Linked DNA regions of Homo sapiens: all the other regions are linked to region 2. A link is a loop called in an ENCODE intact Hi-C map of the cell type or tissue named here. Cell type or tissue: heart left ventricle. All regions are shown on one strand. Region 1 overlaps MYO18A (myosin XVIIIA). Region 2 overlaps SEZ6 (seizure related 6 homolog). Region 3 overlaps MYO18A (myosin XVIIIA). Region 4 overlaps NUFIP2 (nuclear FMR1 interacting protein 2).

Region 1 (5,000 bases), 97 kb after region 2:
TGGCCAGCTGCTGGAAGCAAGTTGAGGACTCTGCTTAGAAAGATGACATCACCCCTCAGCCTCAGTTTTCTTTCCAGGATGACGTCTTCACAGAGTTGTGATGGAGGTGAAATGAGATTTTGTAGGGCAAAGTGCTTAAGCGCTGGGGTCATCATAGTAAGTGCTCAACAAATGGGAACTGTTGTTGGTCCTTTTTTTTTTTTTTTGAGATGAAGTCTCTCTCTTGTCCCCTAGGCCAGAGTGCAATGACACGATCTTGGCTCACTGCAACCTCTGCCTCCCGGGTTCAAGCGATTCTCCTGCCTCAGCCCCCCAAGTAGCTGGGATTACAGGTGCCTGCCACCACGCACGGCTAATTTTTGTATTGTTTTTAGTTGAGATGGGGTTTCACCATGTTGGCCAGGCTGGTCTTGAACTCCTGACCTCAGGTGATCCACCCTCCTCGGCCTCCCAAAAGTACTGGGATTACAGGCGTAAGCCACCGCACCCGGCCAATTATTGCTCTTATTACCCTCCTCTCACTACTGACAGGGTAGGAAGGGGCCTGTCAGTCCCAGTCACTGACTCTGGGCCTCAGCTCAGGCCAGAGTTCCAAGGGCCCTTAAAAGGGCGGGAAACATTATTTCCGGGTTGCTCGGAGAGTAGACCTGTCCTAATGCCGCTGTAATCATTAAAAGGGCAACACAGATGGGCTGCCCATCGGCGGCTTGAAAACCCATTTCTTTTAAGGGGAGTGGCTTCTGGGAAGTGCGTAAAGAACCTCCAGGCAGGGGCGGGACCAGAGGGCCACGTGCGCCAATGAAAAGTGGATATGCAAATATATATATGAATATGCTAACGAGCTCTCGGTTTCCCAGTGAATGGTAGGGCACAAGCCTGGACTGGCAGAGCGGGCTAGGGAAGAAGAGGAAATGAGAGGACCTCGAGGTTCAACCGAGTGTCTGAATGGAAACTAACTCCCGACAGACCATGCACAACGTTTCTTCCACAGCACCCGGATCTCGAAGCCCCACTGGGCATCAACTGTCAGTCCCTCACTAGGGGGGATGAAGGGGGAGGGCGTGGGAGATTCTTTTGGCTGTGGTAAGGAGCTCTGAATTTAGAAGCCAGAAGGTTCTTGCCAGCAATACTACCTTGTTTCACAGATGGGGAAACTGAGGCCTGACAGGTTAAGCCCCTTCTCCAAGGTCGCAGTGCTAGACGCAGAAGAACTCAGTTTGGCAGGTTTTGTCTATTTTTGCTTTGTTTTCATTACTGCACGGGGGCACCACTCTGGAGGTGAAAAGGCAGCAGCCTGAAAGGCGGCAGAGCTTGGTACATTACCGAACGTGTCGGACTGCCCACCAGGCTGGAGGTTTTAGAAAATATGTCCTAGGAGAAGATGGAAGGAGTCAGGGTGGCCGCCAGTAGAAGCAGGCAAGGACAAATTATCATAGACTTGTCTGGAATGTGTTGCTATATAAAAGGTGACGAAGTGTTCCAGCTTCCCAGAGAACCGGTGCAGTGGAAATGAACGGGGAACAGAAGGGATTAGGGTTAGATTTAAGGCAGTACTTTCTCCCAGGGATGATAATGGGGCCCTTCATTCAGTGACCAAGGCAGGCTAGGGACTCATCCCCCTCCCACTTCCGAGGCCTTTGGGAATCCATTTCCCTCCAGTCCCACACGGCCAGCTTGGAGGTCAGGAATGAATTAGAAGACTTTGAAAAGTCCCCACTATTCAGGTAGGCGATCCTTTCCCTGGATGGGCCTCCTGGGCTCTTTGCTGAGGGTAAGGACAGCAGCCGCTCTGGCTCCAGGGCCCTGGGGAAGAAACAGCAGTCATGGCATCTCTTGCAACACGCTCCCTGCCAAATTGATTCAAATTGGCTTGGATATGAACATATGATTAAAGGAGCGGCGCGATTCATTTATCAGGAGAGATTAAAGAGCGGCATCTGCGCAGCCTAGCTGGGGGACAATTAAGGAGCAAATCGCTAAGTGTCTTTGCCACCAGGCAAGTGGGTGGAGGATGGGGCAAGGACAACTGGGATAATCTGCCAAGGAGACACAAAGACAAAAGAAGACCATTTAGGGGTCACTGCCTGCCACTTTATTTTCTGGGCACAGACTGGGCACCATGGGGAGTCCCACAGGGGCACTGGTTCCCGCCCATGCTTATTCAGGAGTCAGAGCAATCCCGGGGATCTGCAGTTATAGAGGAGGATCTAGCAGGCTGGCTTTGAGCCTGGCAAAGGGCCAGATTTGCCTTCTGCAACATCTTAGGGACCAGAGGTACCATGAGTGTACAGGTAAGGTCAACAGCAGAGCCTTCAAGGTACACCCAAAATAAAGATGGGCTTTGGTGGCCCTAAAGGCTCCTGGACTCCTCTGGGGCCAAGGGAATTGTCTCCTTCTCAACTGAAACTTGGAGAAGCACTGGTCATGTGACAATGCACAGCCAGCCTGTGGCATGTTCTACCAGCACCTCTCTTTCCCTGCCCCAGGACCTTTACTTAAACTCTTCTTCTTCTCAATATGCCTTTCCCAGCAACTGTACCTGTGGAAGTGCTATTTTCAAGCCCTGGTCAAAATAGCAGCTCCTTTTAGAGGCTTTCCCAATCCTCCCCGCCAAAGAGAGCATCTCCCTCCATAGTATGTCCAAAGCAACCTCTTCATCCTTGTTAGGTCTTATGTAATTATTTCCACATGGGTCTGCTCCAGCCCTCGTCCGCAAAACCCTGGAGGATGGATACTATGATGTGTTCCTCTCTACCCACTCTAAGCTTATGCATACTAGCAGGTGCAGCATGTATTTTGTGTCTACCTTCCTCCACTTTATGAAGGAAGGGACCTTATCCATCACCAGCACCCAGAATGGGGCCTAGGCACAGCAGGCAGTCATGAAATATTTCTCAACTGTTAAGCAAATGAATATGTTTTCTGACTTGAACAAAGCTTTTTACCCCAGGCCGGGTTATTGGAGGTTGATGTTGGAGTTTCCAGTTAACCAGAGGCTTGACTCAGTATGAGTGAACAGATTTGGGAATTCATCTAAAGGTGGCAGGGAGTTTGTCACACTAGTCCCTAGTAGAAACAGAAAATGTACCACGCTATGTGAAAACAGGAATAAAAGATGAGAGTGACAGAACTGAACATAAGCTAGCAGCCTTTTTTTTTTTTTTTTTTTTTTTGTAAAAAAAAGTAACTTAGGCCAGGCACAGTGGCTCATGCCTATAATCCTAGCACTTTGGGAGGCGAGGCAGGCAGATCACTTGAGGTCAGAAGTTCGAGACCAGCCTGCTCAACATGGCGAAACCCCGTCTCTATTAAAAATACAAAAATTAGCCAGGCGTGGTGGTACACGTCTGTTAAGTCCCAGCTACTCGGAGGGTTTAGGCAGGAGAATCGCTTGAACCTCGGGAGGTAGAGGTTGCAGTGAGTTGAGATCATGCCACTGCATTCCAGCTTGGGCGACATAGCAAGACTCTGTCTCCAAAAGACAAGTAACTTCCCTTTTACTATTGTTTCTATCCTCTTCTCTGTTCTATCGTGGGGCAATGGAGGGGGCAGTCTCTGTTCGAGACAGATCCACTTCACACTCTGTCCCATTCATTTTGGGGGAGACTTTTCTCCCTTCTTCCCTTTTGGACTCTTTCTGGATGGCTGACATTATCAGAGCCTCGGCACTTGGGCTGTTTGCTATTTTTTCCCACCCATCTGTCCAAACTACTTTATTCATTCAGGGATTATAACTGGCCACACTACAGAATGAGAAGGTAGAAGGTAGAAGAGGAGGAGGGGTGTCATTTGTTTCTTGCCTTTCTGCATGAGCTGCCTCTTAGCTGTCAATGAAGGAACAAAGCATGGAGTAGGGCATGAAGACAGGGACCGAGCAGGGCAGAGACAGCACTCCCAACCTATTCACATTGCCCTGTGGGCCCGAGCTAGTTCTGCCAAGTTTTGATCAAAAAGTCACCTTTGAAATGGCTAAAATTAAGCTTTTAAAAAATGTTCTAATGAGAAGGGCTTGAATCCAAAAAGAAAGAGAATGAAAGAAAGAAAGAGAGAGAGAGAGGGAGAGAGGGAGGGACGGAAGGAGGAAGAGAAGAGAAGAGAAGAGAATCTCTGTAATTGGTGAGATTTAACAATCAGAGGGACCTCAACATTCCCTTGTGGAGGCTAGGGAGGATGAGGCTTGGAGTCTCTGCCACCCTTGCTAACCTGAATCACAGTCCCTAGGCTCTTCACATAAAAGGTGGGGCTTGTGTCTTCCTTGGCCAATCCCCTCATTCCACTACCTCTGCCTGCCCCAAAATGAGCTGCCTAGGCTCTTTAAGTGGCACTGGTCTGACACTTTGGGGAGCAGGCCAGAGACCAGGGTGATGCCCTCACGGTCCCCATCAGAATCCTGCCTCTGCCCACCACCCCCAGGACCAATCCAGACTTTGCCTGAGCCTGAAGGAACAGGCAGGAAAACTGGCGCAGCCAGGAGGAAAAGGGCCTTTATTTCCATACATCGGGTAAACAGGGGAGAGCACAGCCCAGTGAGTACAAACCAATTGCAGGAGAGAAGGGGGGCGGCAGATGGGAGCAGCACCAGGCACTGCACTTGGGCTCCCAAGTCTGGTGGAGTTCTCAGGGATAACCTTTTTAGGGTGGGGGCTGGGACCTCCAGACCACATGGTGTTGTGTCTGGGATAAGTGTGTGGGGGCAGGGAGGTTGGAAGAATGACACGGGCTCAGGACACAGAGTGAGGACTCATGTCTAATGAGCACCGGCCAAAACTTCCATCTTCAGTTTTTCTGATCACAAGTCCTCAACCCCAAGCCTTCCCTCTCAAGTTGAGTTTATGGTCCAGACCACCTGGACAGAGCAGGAGGGAGGCAGTGCTTGGATCAGCCCTGAACTGCTGTAGTTGGAATGGGTTTACCTTAAATAGGTCATTGCACATAACACGCTGAGACAAAGAGGGTGGGGTGGGGGCTGGAGGTGCGGATGGTCCACACACACACTTGTC
Region 2 (5,000 bases):
AAACTCCATTTCAAAACAAAAAAAAAAAGGAAATACAGAATCTCAGACCCACTAAAGCATACTCTGCATTTTAACAAGATCCTCGGGCAACTCAAAAGCACTGATCTACATGGGCTCAAGGTTCCTACCATGTTGCTCTGAAGCAGGGTTTCAAGGGTTGACCACCTGGGATGGTTAAGTGGCATCAGTGAGTCACCAAATCCTTCCCAGTCTTATTTCCCAAATACTCCAATGGGTTCCTCCTCTCTATCCTTTTGTTACTGTCCTGGCCCTAATTACCTCCTGCCCATTACTTTTCACTTGAGAATGGCTTTCTGTCTGTCTAACACTTCCCATCCCCAACTCATCTCCTGCTGATTTCAGATTGCCTGGAGGACAAGCTCCAAACTGCCCAGCTCACATTTGGTGCCAGTATCTCTGCGGCCCTCATTAACGTGCACTGCAGCCGCAGACCACCCCTCACTTCTGCCCCCTGGGCATCCACATATGGGACTCTGCGGGGGCAATATCTTCCCTTCTTCCCCTCCTGGTGAAGCTGGTCATCTTTTCAGATCTTAGGGCCGCATCGTCTGCCTCCCAGGCTAGGCCAGCAGTCCTTCTGTTTCAGACTCTCCCCACTGGCCCCTGCCCATCTTGCTGTTAAAGCCCAGGGTGGCATGTTGGGTCACAGTGCCCTCTTCACTGGCCAGTCTCAACAAAGACGTGTGGAAAGAGTAAATGTGTGGGCTGCTGGAGAGACATTCCCCATCAGATACCTGTGAGCTGAGAAGCATAGAGGATGCTGAGCCCAGCCAGGTCCAAGGATATGGCTGCTGCGAGGCTCAGGGCCCCTCAGACTGGGTGCTGAGAAGAGATGTGCCCTGGGGACTCCAGAAGGGGCAGCTGGGCAGGGAGAGGTCCCTACCCCTGCCTGAGAGGAAAGACCTGGTGGGTCTTTGGGCTGAAGAGAAGGCTCAAGGCAGGGTGCTGGAGGCCGAGGCGTCTCCTCTCTGTGAGAAACTCTCCACCCAGGCACGTTTGGGCGGAGGCTGCCTGACCATCTGCTGGGGACATTCCTCAGGGAATTCCTGCAGCAGGCGGAGGCTGGATGAGGTCCCTTCAAACTTGGAGATTCTGTGATTCTAGAGTTGGGAAAACAAGACTCACACACGTGGAATCTGTAATTATCGAGAGATGCCAGGCAGCATATAATTCCGCCTTAAGTGGCACTGAATGCAGGCAGCAGGAATCCTCGGGGGGAGAGCGAAGGGCTCAGAGGCTCAGGGAAAGTGCCTGAAGCAGGTGGGTCTCAGAGTGCCTTGAAGAGAGGAGCACTGGGAGAAGGAGGAAGGGAGGACGCTCACTACAGGGAAATTACCACGAAAGCAAAGGCAGAGAAGTATTACTAGAAATTAATTTGTATTTTCTTCCTAGTTCCCCATATACCTCTGGCTTGACCTCTAGCTTCTTTTTCCTGATCTTGCTGCTTTGGGACCAGAGAGAAGCTGTAGCGACAGAGTAACAACAGTTGCCATCATAGAGTGTGTCAAGCCTTGTATTGTACTAAGTGCTTTTCATCCTCACCGTGAATCTATAAGATAGGTGGTAAAATACCCACCAGTAACAGAGGCTCAGAGAAGCTAAGGAACTTGCAAAAGGTCACATAGGGGTTAAGCAGTCTTGCTTTGCTGAGACAAGGCAGCTCCCTATCCTCCCAACTTCATGGGGGCATCTTCTGTAGAAATAACATCTAGACATCTTTATTCCCAAGCTCAGCACCCCCAGGTTTAGCAAGGAGGTGGGTCTTGGCTTGGCCTGGCTTTTTTAAGATGTTGGGATTTGAGTTCCCACCAGCCACCCTTGCTCCTAGCAGTCTGTAAAGCTGGGAAAACTGAGACTGAGACCTCTGGCCCCCTCTGGTCCAGGGGAGGCATGGCCCTTTCAAGCTGGCCTGGCTCCCGGCCCAGTCTAGTGGTGAGGGTTGGGATGAGAGTGTGGAATGAAGTGGCTCCTATCCAGAAGGCTCCCTGTTCTCAACCAGAGGCTGTCTGTGCAGCTCTGGTCCCCTGGGTTTCAAGCACCCTCTTGTGGGTCTGCTGCAGTGGCTGGAATGTAATTTGTCACTTGTTTGAGGGCCAGGCTGACAGAGGCCAGACAGGGCTGGGTGTCGGACAGGAGGGGTGATGAAGTCTTGATGCAATTTGCAGGCATCTGTAGAGCCTGGGAGACAGATTGAAATGTCAGCTCTGTTCTTGAGGGCTGTCTTCCATACCCATAGCCAGTGACAGGAGGGGACCTGGGGGCCAGGCAGGGGGAAGACAAAAGCAGAGGGAGCTGAGGACAATTCCTCCAGGACCCTGGGCTGTCTAACACTGCCCTGCTTCCAGCAGACCATGGAGTCAGCTCAAGGAGGAAATACAGCCACTTTGAGAGGCTGGCCCTTTCCAGGATGGGAGGTGGGAAGGATTCAGGTTGTCTTCTGCCAACCTCTAGCTCAACAGCCTCATCTGCCCTGTCTGTCCCCATAGAAGCTGTCAGTCAGGCCTCCAGCACGTGCCCTAATGGCGTAACCCACAGACGAGATGGCACTACAGTTTTTGTACTCATTTGCACCAGTACAACCCGGCATAGGCAGATGAGCTCAAAGATGACTCTTGTGTGCGATCCCCACCCCCAGATGCTGGCTACAGGTCTCCTAGGCTCTCTTGGTCACCATCACCTGTGTGTACTCGGACACAGGCCCACTTACACGCACACAGCCCCCTCAAACGTGTCATGGCACGTGCACTTCCACCCCCTGGCAGAAAATAACCCACCAATCCAAACTCTCACACTATGCCTAGGCGCCACCACCACCCTATTCGCATGCCCTCACACACCCGTGCTCCCTCACAGCAACCATAGGATAATCACAATTTTCCCACAAGAACCTTCGCAGTTTTCACATCCATTATCTCTTCAGCTCTCATAAAGTCTCAATAAGGGAGGCAGGGCAGGCTGTTTTCCTGCACTTTATAGATAAGGGAACCTTGTAATCAGGGAAGTTGAGAGATCCTCTTTGGTCACACAGTGAGTCCAAGACAAAGCCAGGACTCGAGGCCAGGACTCATGATTCCTGGTCCAGTGTCCTGTCTTGTGTGCCTGGCAACCCCAGGCCCTCCCCAGAACTGGGAGAATTCCAAGTGGATGTCCTCCAGAATCAGGCAGGGCTGACTGGGAAAGGGCATCTGGGGCAGATCCTGACAGGTACCGGTCTCCGCCTGGGTCTCCCACTTTGGATTTGCCTTGTGCCACAGACAGGCCTATCTCCTGGGCCAAGGGAAGAACAGGGGCTTTTGAGTCTTGGATTGAATCCCGGCTCAATCACTGACCAGTTGAGGGGCCTTAGGCAAGTCATATGACCTCTCTGAGCCCCAGTTTTGCCTGTGAAATGGGGATAGTTTACCTACTTCATGGGTTTGTAAGGATTTGGTTAGATCCTGCCAGTAAGGGTTTTAGCACAGAGGGGCACAGCGCTAGCAGTCATCTTTCCATTTAATGGGGAGATGTGGGCCACACCCTGGTAAAACCTTGGCATTTGCAGCAGAAATGATAGCCGGCTATGAACTTACTTTGCCCTCAGGTCTGCCAGGGCTCTGCCTGGGAGGCATTGTACCTTGGAGCCACCCTCTCCCTGGCCCAGACTCTGCAGCTGCCAGGAAGCAAGCAGCAGAGCCAAGAACCTGAGGTGCCCCTGCTCAGTCAGGCCTATAAGGGAGCTTGCTGACCCCAGAGAAGGAGCCACACTCAAAGGGACTGGCTAGGAGAAGCCTGGTGCATCATCTGGTTCAATCTCCCTTTATAGAGAGGTAAACTGAGGCACAGAGAAGGCCAGGGGTTTAGCTCAGTCACAGAGAGGTGGGCTGCAGAGCCAACACTGAAACCCCAGTCTTACAAGACAGACTCTGTGCCCTTCTGAATTGGCACTTATCCAGAAAACCTTATGGGGTAAGATCTGTTTTAGGGATGAGGACAGTGGCCAAAATCCATGGGGCTAGACCTGACTGCACCCTGTCATCCCTCTTGGATAAGCCTGCCTAGAGCCAGGAAATATAAAGTTGTCCAGAAATTCCACCCAACTGACCCCCTACCCCATGCCCACATCAGGCCTGGTCCTGACACGGCTTAGAAGGGCAGGGTATTCTGGCTATCAAACTGTCAGCTGGCCTGGCATGGGCGAGCTGTGTGCCAACAGAGCCACCTGGGGCACGAGGGCAGGGACTGTGGGCAGCTGTGCCCAGGCTCCAGATGGTACAGAGAGCAGCCAAGCCAAGATGGAGGCTGGCAGTGGGAAGGCTCTTGGAATGCCAAGTGCAGAGAGAGGCAGGCGCCAGGCCCGGAAAGGCCTGGAGCCCTCAGGGGGAGACTGACTGCCTGGGGAGGGGCTGGGACCCACATGGGCTGTGAGGCTCATGCCCATCCATCCTGAAGGGGCTTCTCTGGACCTCTCAAGAAAGAGCCTAGCCCAATGCCTGATCCCCAGATGAATCAGGCAAGCCTCCTTGGATCACAGAGGGCCTGACCTGGCCTCCTCCCTGTGGATGGCTCAGACCTTCAGCCTCAGAGGGCATCAATAACTGCAGCACCATCAAAGGAGGTGGGAGGCAGGAGATGAAGCAGGTTATGAGAGGCTGTGGTCCAAGCCATGGAGAATAGGGCTTTTAGGGATTCTGGTACCCCTGAGGCTGGTCCTCCAAAAAAAGGGAATTGAGAGGGTCTTGCTGAAGGCCCCGGACTTGAGGCAAGGGCTGTGGTCTCATGCTAGGGTCCCAGCATGGTGTCTGGCTGCTTTGCTCAGGGGTATGATTTGTGGGTCCCTAAGACAGTCCTCTCCTCCATGGCTCCTGTCACTCTTCTTGCCCAGACTTTGTCCCACCTATCTGCCCTGAGTGATCCCAGTGAATTCATAGAGGGGCAGGTGGGGAATTCTCCATGATGGAGGGAAGCCACAGGCAGTCCCTTCTCCCCAAGCCTGAGGAGCC
Region 3 (5,000 bases), 140 kb after region 2:
GGAGCCTGTTTCCTGGCTTGGGCTGCTAAGGAAGTTTTAGTGCCCATGGGAATGCCTGAAGGGGACCTGGCTGTGGGTGGGTGGGACCCTACCTGCTCTTCTAGTGAAGGAGAAAAACAGCAGAAACCCAGCAACTCATAACTTCTCAGGCAAAAAACAAAAAAAAAACAAAAAAAACCCACCCTACTTGAGAGACATGAGACATGACTCTACAGCCAGCCTGCCTGGTCAAATCCCACTCTGCCACTCAGGAGCTGTGTGACCTTGGGCAAGCTACTTAACCTCTCTGAGCCTCAGTCTCCTCATCTGGAATGATACCAGTGTGCTATCCCGGCCCCCAGCCACCGATAACAGCTTCTAAGGACTCTAAGTAACCACTAATACTATCATCCTGTCTGTCGCCTCCTTTAGATGGGTCCATAAAAAAGGGTCTGTCTGACCTTTCTTGGGAATTTTAAGTACTTCAGAAAGATTTAGCACCTCATTTCTCACTGGGCAGATGGCTCCGAAAGGGCACTGGGTTTGCTGCTGTGGGCAAAGCTGAACTGTCCAAACTAGGGACGTGGGAAGAAAGGGAGCTGTGGACAAATGACAAGGTGCAGGGTGGAGCTAGGAAGGGAGGGGGACAAAGAGAACTGAATATGGAAGGGAGAGGAGGAGGCGGGGACTCTGCAGGATGGAAGGAAATGGACAAAGGGGCTGTGGGCTGGGAGAGATGAGGAGAGACCAGAGCAGAAAGGATCGTGAGGAAAGACAGGAGCAGCCCCACTGCAGCCCACGGGTCGCAGGTGGGAGGTGGGGCCGGGCAGGGCCAGCTCTGGAAAAGAGAGCCCAGAGTGGAGAGGAAAGGAGGCCCCACCTTGGCGGTACATGCGCATGGCATCGAGCAGGCGGGAGCCGCGGAGCTGGGTGCGGAGCAGGGGCACGTCGAGCTGCAGGAGCCCAGCCTCGCAGTGGTCTCCCGAGGGCAGGTCCAGCTCACTGCTGCTGCTGACTCGGCGGGAGGAGGCGGAACGGGGCTCCCCAGCCCAGCCCTCAGCTACAGGCAGGAAGCAGTGCACAAAATGCAGCTTTGACTTCTTGATGGTGTCGATGAGGGCGTCCTGCCGAGGGGAAGAGACTGCCCTCAGTGGGCTCTGATGGCCTGTGCTCAGAAGAGCAGGGACTGGTGCCAGCGTCTCCACTGCTCACAGGGTAGCAGCGGCCCCAGCACCAGCCAGGACATGCTAAACCTGGACAACTCTGCCCTCGCCGGGCCTCGGTGGCCACTCACAGGTGGCAGCACTGAAAAGAAGACCCCCACCTGCAGCCATTGAGTCACAGTGGGACGCTGAGTGGGCACCAGATGGCCTCAGTGTGCTCGGAGTCCCCAGGCCTGCCTACCAGGGGTAAGGAAGGGTCCCCAGGCCTGCCTGCTGGGACCCGGCTGGCACTCACCACCTGTAGCTTCATCTGGATGCACAGTGACTTCTTTTTGACAGCCGCCATGCCTGTGGTAAAGGTTTTCCGCATGCTGGTGGCCCGGCGCAGTGCCAGCTGCGAGCCGCCCTCCAGGCCCGCGATGGAGCCAGAGAGCACCGTGGCACTGCCTGCGCGGCCCAGAAACAGGTTGCTGATGATTTTTCTGCCAGAGGTGGGAGGATAAGGGAGGAAAAGCAGTCACATCGATGGAGCGGGAAAGGCCGCTCCTCCCCCAAGGCCCCAGAACACTAAACAGTCCCATTCAGCCACGTCCAGGGGCCTGGCTACCTGAACTGCATGCCCCACACCCTACAGAGAAACAAACTGTGGAGAAATTTTCAAACAGTAAGGAGAGAAAGCCAGAGGTGGGCAGAAGCCAAGGGGTGGACAGGAATCGGACAGAGGGGATCAATCTACTCATCTACTTCCCCTCACCAGGGAGGGCAAAGGTGTGGAAGAGTTTCCAATGTGACAGGAGGGGTTAGGGTTCAACATCTTCTAACATACGATATAATTTATTTATTATGTTTATTGTTCATTATCTGTCTCTCCCATTAGAATGTAAATTCCACAAGGGCAGGGAGTTCAGTTTTGTTTACTATTATCTGCCAAGCACCTAGAAGCCCCTGTCGCAGGGTAGGTGCCCACTAACCATCTTCTGAAGAGTAGAACGGATGACAGGGCCCGTGGGGCTGGGGGTTCTAAGGCCGCTCCTGCCTTCTTTGACTTGAGGGTGTTCTTCACATTTAAACCATAGGCTCTCCCACCATGTCTGCCTCCCACCTCTACTTCAAGAGGCCCCTCAAGCTCCTCAAGGCCAAGTGCCCTGGGCTGTTGCCTCTCAGGAATAAAGGCCATCTACTTTGCTAGTGAGGGGGCCTCTGAGACAACCCCAGGGGGAGGGAGCCCCAAAATCAAAACAGTCCTGGGTACAGAACAGGGGCGGAGGGAGTGGTGGTCTTACTTCTGGGAGTCCTGCAGGAGCCGGGGGGCATTCTGGGTGGCTGGGTTCTGCTTGGTGTAGTTCAGCCAGCCAGTCACATTGTACTCTACCCAGTTGGTGCCATGGCTGTGGCCCAGGAGAAAGTGGTGTGGTTTGCTGCTGTGCAGAAGGGGGCTTTGGCCTGATGGTGGGAGAAGCAAGATTTAGGTCGTCAGGGTACAGGCACAAAGTGACCCCCGCCCCCTCCCAGGGAGTGCCACCTGGACCCACCTGTATGTAAGAGGAAGCAGAGGAGCTACCCTCTAGGGATGCCACCTACCTTTTTTGTCACCTTCCTGGGGGCCATAATAGGAGAAAAGGCGCTCCAGGAGGGTGTCCTCACTGGCCCCTGGCACCAGAGCCTCCTCTTCCAATAGCCAGAGCAGGCCCCTCGCCTCGTCTGTGCGGGCCAGCGAGCGGACCTACAGAGAAGGAAGGAAATCCCTCCTTGTCATATGGAGCTGTGGGAAAGGGGCCAGGGTGGTGCCGGGCCCAAACACACCCTACAGAATGCTACACATGTGCACACATGCACACACGCACATGCCGCAGCTCCTGCCGCTCACTGCTGACACCTTGTGGAGGAAGCGGGCAGCCCGGGGAAAGGGGAGCCAAGAAAGTGAGCAGAGGGAAGCCCACAGCAAAAGAGGGTGCTTAGCACTCCAGTCCAAAGTCACCAAAGACTGCAGCCTTCCTGCTGGCCCGAGCCCGCGCCCCGAGGCCCTCCTCCACCCTCGTCCCCTCGGAGGTCACCAGGGACTTGGATGAACCCCACATTGCTCTCACTCCCTGGCAGTGGCATAAAGTCTGGAAGGCCCTGAGCACAAGAGTTGGCCCTAAGGAAGCTGTCAGTAAGTGACAGCTGTGAGGTTAATCCTGGTCTCTGAAAGGAGAGAACCCAGAGGGGGCTCAGATGGCTGCCAGTGGGATCACTGCAGGGTCACTCAAGGGCCAAAAGCATAAGACAGGTGACTTAACGGACGTGGCAGCCAAAACGGGTAGAGGCTGGGGCAAGCTAGAGAGCAGGTATCCCTATCCAAAGGGAAAAACCACCACTGAGCTGCAGCTAGCTGCTCTCCTGGAAGAACACTGGCCTAGCATTGATAAACCCTCTGGTTCTTCAAGAGAAGGTAGAAATATCTAATTCTAATTTCCAATATCCCATGAAGGCCAAACAAACTAGGCCTGTGGCCACATCTGGCCTGAAGGTGCCTTTTCTGTGGAGTTCCTGCATCTTTCTTGGGCAGGAAGGATGGAACCTTCCCCACACCCTATTCTGGCCTGGCCTTCAGGGGCTGGAGGAAAAAAGAAGTGAGAAAAGGGCCATTTTTCCTCTCTTTGACCCCAGCTGCCTGCATCTCCTCCCCGCAGATGCCCAAGGGAGTTGGCGTGATTACCAGAAGGAAGCAGAATGTGGCCAAAGGCCAAGGCAACTCTAGTGGCAGGAACCGAGTAGCAGGAACGAGCAATGAAGCAATGAGATGGGAAGACAGGCTTGGCACCGAGGGCCCCTTCCCCAGGGGTGCAGCCGCCCCATGCCAAGGTCCATTAGTCAGGAGAGACCACAGAAGAGAAAGGAGAGCCAAGCTCTTCCCACATGCTGTCTGACTCCTGCTGCTCATGCTGACATCCCCCCTCTCCCGGGAACCACAACGGTTCTGAGTGAGGCCACCATAGGAGCCCAGGTGTCAGGAAAAGAAAATTCACTTCCCTGGGGAGATGCGGTGCTTGGGCACTTTAAACATCTGTCCCCGGGGGGATACTCACTCTTTCGCAGCCCCACCACTTGTGCAAGCCAAGCAGGGCCTCATGGCAGAGAAGAGGGAGGGAGAGGTAGGGATCAAAGCAGAGCAGGGAGGTCGGCAGCCTCGCAAAAATGCCAGTTCTCCAATAAAGCACCTTATGCAATTTCCCTAATGGCGGACAATCGCCAAATGCCAAGAGTTTGCTAGGCCAGCCAGTCCCCCACCGAGTGCCAAGGTGCCCAGGACACTAGCACAAAGGGTGACAAAGCCTGCCCCCAAAGTTGAGGGGTGAGGGTTCATATCCATGACAGTCCCCCAGAGGGCGTCTGACAGCTTAGCACTGTTTCCCCTGGGAGCGGGAGGCTGGCTCCTGGCCCTGTTCTGTTAGGTTGCACCAGTCCTCTACTTGGGGACAATGGGAGGGAATGACTATGTCCTTGGGGTCTAGGCCCTCACCAGCTGGGACTGGTCACCAGGGCTCCTAGCAGACATACTGGAGGCTCAGCCAGTCACCAGCTGGGGCCCGAGCCTCAGCTGCTGAGAAAGGAGATATGCTTTCCTGCCTGACTGGGACCCCCATGGGCTGTGGCTCCCCAGGGCACCAGGGCAGAAGAAAGTGCCACCTTCCTGGCCAAGACTGCCTGAGTGCTGAGGGGCAGAGCCCCAGCACCAGAGAGTAGTTGGTGTCTGGGCATAGCTGCTGGACCCTCCCTCAGCCCACAGTGGCACCCCCAGCAGCAGCTCAGATGGGGAGGGCTCCACCACGGGGAGAGGGGTGGGGAACGAGAGGAAAGGCTTGCCCAAACCCTCTC
Region 4 (5,000 bases), 310 kb after region 2:
TCTTAAAAAAGAGCCATCACAGCCAGGTGTGGTGGCTCATGCCTGTAATCCCAGCACTTTCGGAGGCGGAGGTGGGCGGAGAACTTGAGGTCAAGAGTTCAAGACCAGTCTGGCCAACATGGCGAAACCCCGTCTCTACTAAAAATACAAAAAAATTAGCCGGGCACGGTGGTACATGCCTGTAATCCCAGTTACTCGGGAGGCTGAGGCAGAATCGCTTGAACCCAGGAGGCAGAGGTTGCAGCGAGCCAAGATCGCACCATTGTACTCCATCCTGGGTGACAGAGTGAGGCTCCGTCTCCAAAAAAAAGAAAGGAAAAGAAAAGTTAGGACAGGCATGGTGGCCCACACCTGTAATCCTAGCACTTTGGGAGGCTGAGGCAGGAGGATCCCTTGAGGCCAGGAGTTCAAGACCAGCCTGGGTAAAATACACAGACACCGTCACTATATGTATATATACATATATAAAAAATACAAGAATTAGCTGGGCAGCCGGGCACGGTGGCTCATGCCTGTAATCCCAGCTACTAGGGAGGCTGAGGCAGGAGAAATCACTTGAACCTGAGAGGCGGAGGTTGCAGTGAGCCGAGATCACGCCACTGCACGCCAGCCAGGGCGACAGTGTGAGACTCCATCTCAAAAAAATAAAAATAAAAAAATTAGCTGGGCATTGCGGTGCACACCTGTGGTCCCAGCTACTCAGGAGGCTGAGGCAGGAGGATCACTTGAGCCCAGGAGCTCAAGGCTACAGTGAGCTATGACCACACCACTGTACTCCAGCCTCAACAACACAGCAACACCCTGTCTCAAAAAAAAAGAGAAAAGTTAATGGCATAACATATTATATAAAAAGCTAAAAGAGGCCAGGCATGGTGGCATACACCTGTAGTACTAGCTACTCAGGAGGCTGAGGAAGGAGGAGAGCTTCAGCCCAGTTCCAGGCTGCAATGAGCTACGATAGTGCCACTGCACTCCAGCCTGGGTGACAATGAGATCCTGTCTCTTTAAAAAAAAAAAAAAAAAAAACAGCTAAAAGGAAAATCCCACACAAGGAATTAGAATCCACACAAATCCCGCCACCCCCCACCCTTTTTTTTTTTAGAAGGAGCCTTGCTCTGTCGTCCAGGCTGGAGTGCAGTGGCACGATCTCAGCTCACTGCAACTTCCACCTCCCGGGTTCACGCCATTCTCCTGCCTCAGCCTCCCAAGTAGCTGGGACTACAGGTGCCTGCTACCACGCCCGGCTAATTTTTTGTATTTTTAGTAGAGATGGGGTTTCACTGTTAGCCAGGATGGCCTCGATCTCCTGACCTCGTGATCCACCCTCCTTGGCCTCCCAAAGTGCTGGGATTACAGGCGTGAGCCACCGCACCCAGCACAAATCCCCTTTTTATGCTCTATTGTATCTTTACTTCATACCCTCAATTGTACTTAACACTCAAATTTTTAAAAATCCATAGTACGCTTAAGGTTCCAAGTAATTGCTTAATCTAAAAACTTCCTGTATTAAAAAAAGCCCTTGCCAGAAGCTGCCGCCATGCACTTGGACTTCCCAGCCGCCAAAACCTTGAGTCAAATAAACACCTTTCTTTGTTGGGTGCAGTGGCTCACACCCGTAATCCCAGCACTTTGGGAGGCCAAGGCAGGTGGCTCATGAGGTCAGGAGACCAGCCTGACCAACACGGTAAAACCCTGTCTCTACTAAAAATACAAAATTAGCCAGGCATGGTGGCGTGCACCTGTAATCCCAGCTACTCAGGAGGCTGAGGCAGGAGAATCGCTTGAACCCAGGGGGCGGAGGTTGCAGTGAGCCAAGACTGTGACACTGCACTCCAGCCTGGGCAACAGAGCAAGACCCCATCTCAAAAAAAAAAAAAACCACCAAAAAACAAAATAAAAACACCTTTCTTTATATAAGTTAAATAAATAGTGCACCATTCTTAAAGAAGTGACATAACGCACTCTCTTACCCACTATTTCCAAATTAAGTTGCTGAAGGGCTTATTTTTGAAGTCAGGAGAAATGCAGAGAACTTCCAATTCTAAGCCCAACTTCAACTACTCACTTAGAGATTACTACTGAACATCTGAAAACTACACTAAAGCACAAAGAAAATAATACAGATGTTCTTAAAGGATATTCCAGTAGCCCAACTGATTATTACTTCTTTTAGAGTTAACTTTAAAAAAAAAAGGCTTCACTTATAAAAGATCTCCAAATATAATTCAAGTAAAGAAAAATGAGTGGCCAATGGACTGCTAATGGACCAATCAACATTTGGCAGGAATTCAAAGAACTTGCTACTCTGGAACCCAATTGAACTGAGTATTATTTATTGTTCTAGAGGGGTAAAAATTTTGATGCCAATCTGATTAATTTCCAATCATGTCCAAATACAGAACTCAAGATGACACTTTACCTACAGCAAATTTTTTCATTAATACCAGCAAAACTAAATATAACTGCACCCATATAGGGGTATTCAGCTTATATAAATACCACTGATTTCATATTCAGCTAGCCCATGGATAGGGAAAATGCATAAAGAGTAAATTCAGGTTAACATTCCAATTTAAAAATGGCCTGCAATTCCACCTAATAGAAATTGTACATAAGAACTATTAACCAGTTACCTAATGGAACATATCCTACACATTTTGTTGTTTTGTTTTGAGACACGGTCTCACTCTGTTGCCCAGGCCTGAGTGCAGTGGTGCAAACATAGCTCACTGCAGACCTGGATCTCCCAGGGACAAGTGATCCTCCCTCCTAAGCCTCCCAAGTAGCTGGGACTACACATTGTTGCCCAGGCTGGTCTCAAATTCCTGAGCTCAAGTGATCCTCCCACTTCGGCCTCCCAAAGTGCTGGGATTACAGTCATGACCCACCACACTGGGCCTCCCAGAATATTTTGGAGGTGGTAAGAGAACACAACACAACCAGATACCCTCTCAGGCTCACACAATGATCGCCAGTGCAAAATACTTCGGTAAACATTTTCCAGTAATAGTCTCTAGAGGGCAGACGGCACAGAAAACAATACCAAAAAACCCAACTCTCCTGGCAGAGGTTAACTAATGTATAACACATGTCTTAAAAAACGAAGCATTTATCTTTTTGCCCTAACATTGCTAAAAACAACCAACTCCTGTATTTACCTTCAAAGAGCAGAGCTGGAGAATAAGTGAAATCAGGTAAATGTTATCTGTGAGGATTCCTAAACTTCCATTAAGCAATTCTACTACTTCCATTTTTAAGGAAGTAAAATGATATTAAAAGGACATCTATTTATTATACTCAATGTCTTCCAGCTTGCAGATAAGGAAACGTATGCAGACTAGGAAATTTGCTTAGAAGTCACAAATCACTTTGTTATTCATCCCTGAGGCAGTATTTCTTCCAGAGAGAATATGGTAATTACCCAATTCCCACAATCTGGTATGGTCCCCTTTCCCTGCAATTGTAAGTCACTGCCTAAATGAGCCACTGTTAAAATGGGAATGTGCACTATGTATTAAGTGTGTACATGCATGCATGGAGCATACATTTCTGTTAGAGAAAGGAGGAAGAGGTAGGAAAGATGGGAAGACTGAAACCCACTGTTCTCAAAAGCAAAAGGATATAAACATCATCGTTAAACCTCATTATTTGCTCTAAGGATTTAGATTACAGTTATGCCATACAGCGAATTTTTCTTTAAGACACAAACAAACCACATTCTAAGAAAGTGATTAACATGAGGCCTGGCACGGTGGCTCACACCTGTAATCCCAGCACTTTGGGAGACCCAGGTGGGTGGATCACCTGAGGTCAGGAGTTTGAGACCAGCCTGGCCAACACGGTGAAACCTCATCTCTACTAAAAATATAAAAATTAGCCAGGCGTGGTGGTGGGCACCTGTAATCCCAGCTACGTGGGAGGCTGAGGCAGGAGAATCACTTGAACCCGGGAGGCGGAGGTTGCAGTGAGTCAAGATTGCGCCACTGCACTCCAGCCTGGGTGACAAGAGTAAGACTCCATCTCAAAAAAAAAAAAAAAAAAAAAGAAAAAAAAGAAAAGAAAGTTATTAGCGTGAAACTTGAAAGATACCTGGTTCCCTTTAAACTTGGGCTTTAGGGCTATGAAAAGGAGAATCCCAAGAGCCTGGTCTCAACTATGCTAATCATACTTGACACTGTGATTTGTCTAACTTATTTTCCAGTTACAAACTGGCATCCATTACTCCAAGACTTATCAGTCTCCTCTTCAAAAACAGTGCTTCTACTCATTTTAATCAAATTAGAACTATTAAATGAGCTCACTATTAAAGACGCATATGATATAAAAAGCAAAGGAGAGGCTGGGCACGGTGGCTCACACCTGTAATCACAGCACTTTGGGAAGCAGAGGCGGGCGGATCACGAGGTCAGAAGTTTGAGATCAGCCTGGCCAACACGGGGAAACCCGTGTCTACTGAAAATACAAAAATTAGCTGGGCGTGGTGGCGCATGGCTGTAATCCCAGCTACTCGGGAGGCTGAGGCAGGAGAATCACCTGAACCCAAGAGGCGGAGGTTGCAGTGAGCCAAGATCACACCACTGCACTCCAGCCTGGGTGAGAGAGTGAGACTCTGTCTCAAAAACAAATAAGCAAATGGGTGTGGTGGCTCACACCTGTAATCCCAGCACTTTGGGAGGCCGTGGGTGGATCACAAGGTCAAGAGGTCAAGACCATCCTGGCCAACATGGTGAAACCCCGTCTCTACTAAAAATACAAAAATTAGCCGGGCATGGTGGTGCGTGCCTGTAATCTCAGCTACTCAGGAGGCTGAGGCAGGAGAATCACTTGAACCTGGGAGGTGGAGGTTGCAGTGGGCCGGGATTACGCCACTGCACTCCAGCCTGGCAAGAGAGTGAGACTCCATCTCAAAGAAAAAAAACACAAAACAAAACAAAAAAGCAAAGACAAAAAAGCCACGGAAGGAGAACATATGTTCAATAAAATTTTTTTTCAAGCACTCA

Evidence for each region. Peaks named below come from ENCODE experiments on the same cell type or tissue, not always from the same donor. Only the 100,000 strongest peaks of a DNase experiment are listed, where the experiment ranks them.
Region 1: it touches region 2 in a loop (6-fold over the local background); 8 of 110 quality-filtered maps call a loop at or near these places.
Region 3: it touches region 2 in a loop (6-fold over the local background); 110 of 110 quality-filtered maps call a loop at or near these places.
Region 4: a loop joins it to region 2, with 2.8 times the contacts of the local background. A loop is called at or near these places in 6 of 110 quality-filtered maps.

Annotation. Positions count from the first base shown.
Region 1 is chr17:29,069,053-29,074,052 of GRCh38, forward strand. It overlaps MYO18A (myosin XVIIIA), which reads right to left. Exons shown (of 42, transcript NM_078471.4): 42 at 2,070-5,000. Among named protein-coding and RNA genes, the nearest start is that of PIPOX, 28 kb to the left of the region's middle. In heart left ventricle, no CTCF peak of the experiment used is centred here; no DNase peak of the experiment used is centred here.
Region 2 is chr17:28,971,582-28,976,581 of GRCh38, forward strand. The region is part of intron 3 of SEZ6 (seizure related 6 homolog); the gene reads right to left. All of the region lies in intron 1 of LOC105371716 (a long non-coding RNA gene), which reads left to right. Among named protein-coding and RNA genes, the nearest start is that of PHF12, 23 kb to the left of the region's middle. RefSeq lists an enhancer at 367-1,244. In heart left ventricle, a CTCF peak has its summit at 1,908; DNase peaks (open chromatin) are centred at 991 and 1,950; H3K27ac peaks cover 554 bases.
Region 3 is chr17:29,108,999-29,113,998 of GRCh38, forward strand. MYO18A (myosin XVIIIA) reads right to left here. Exons shown (of 42, transcript NM_078471.4): 16 at 2,724-2,865; 17 at 2,426-2,585; 18 at 1,438-1,624; 19 at 860-1,103. Among named protein-coding and RNA genes, the nearest start is that of PIPOX, 68 kb to the left of the region's middle. RefSeq lists an enhancer at 1-163. In heart left ventricle, CTCF peaks have their summits at 3,014 (motif pointing left) and 3,216; DNase peaks (open chromatin) are centred at 3,033 and 3,885; H3K27ac peaks cover 659 bases.
Region 4 is chr17:29,280,684-29,285,683 of GRCh38, forward strand. All of the region lies in intron 2 of NUFIP2 (nuclear FMR1 interacting protein 2), which reads right to left. Among named protein-coding and RNA genes, the nearest start is that of NUFIP2, 11 kb to the right of the region's middle. In heart left ventricle, a CTCF peak has its summit at 3,061 (motif pointing right); no DNase peak of the experiment used is centred here.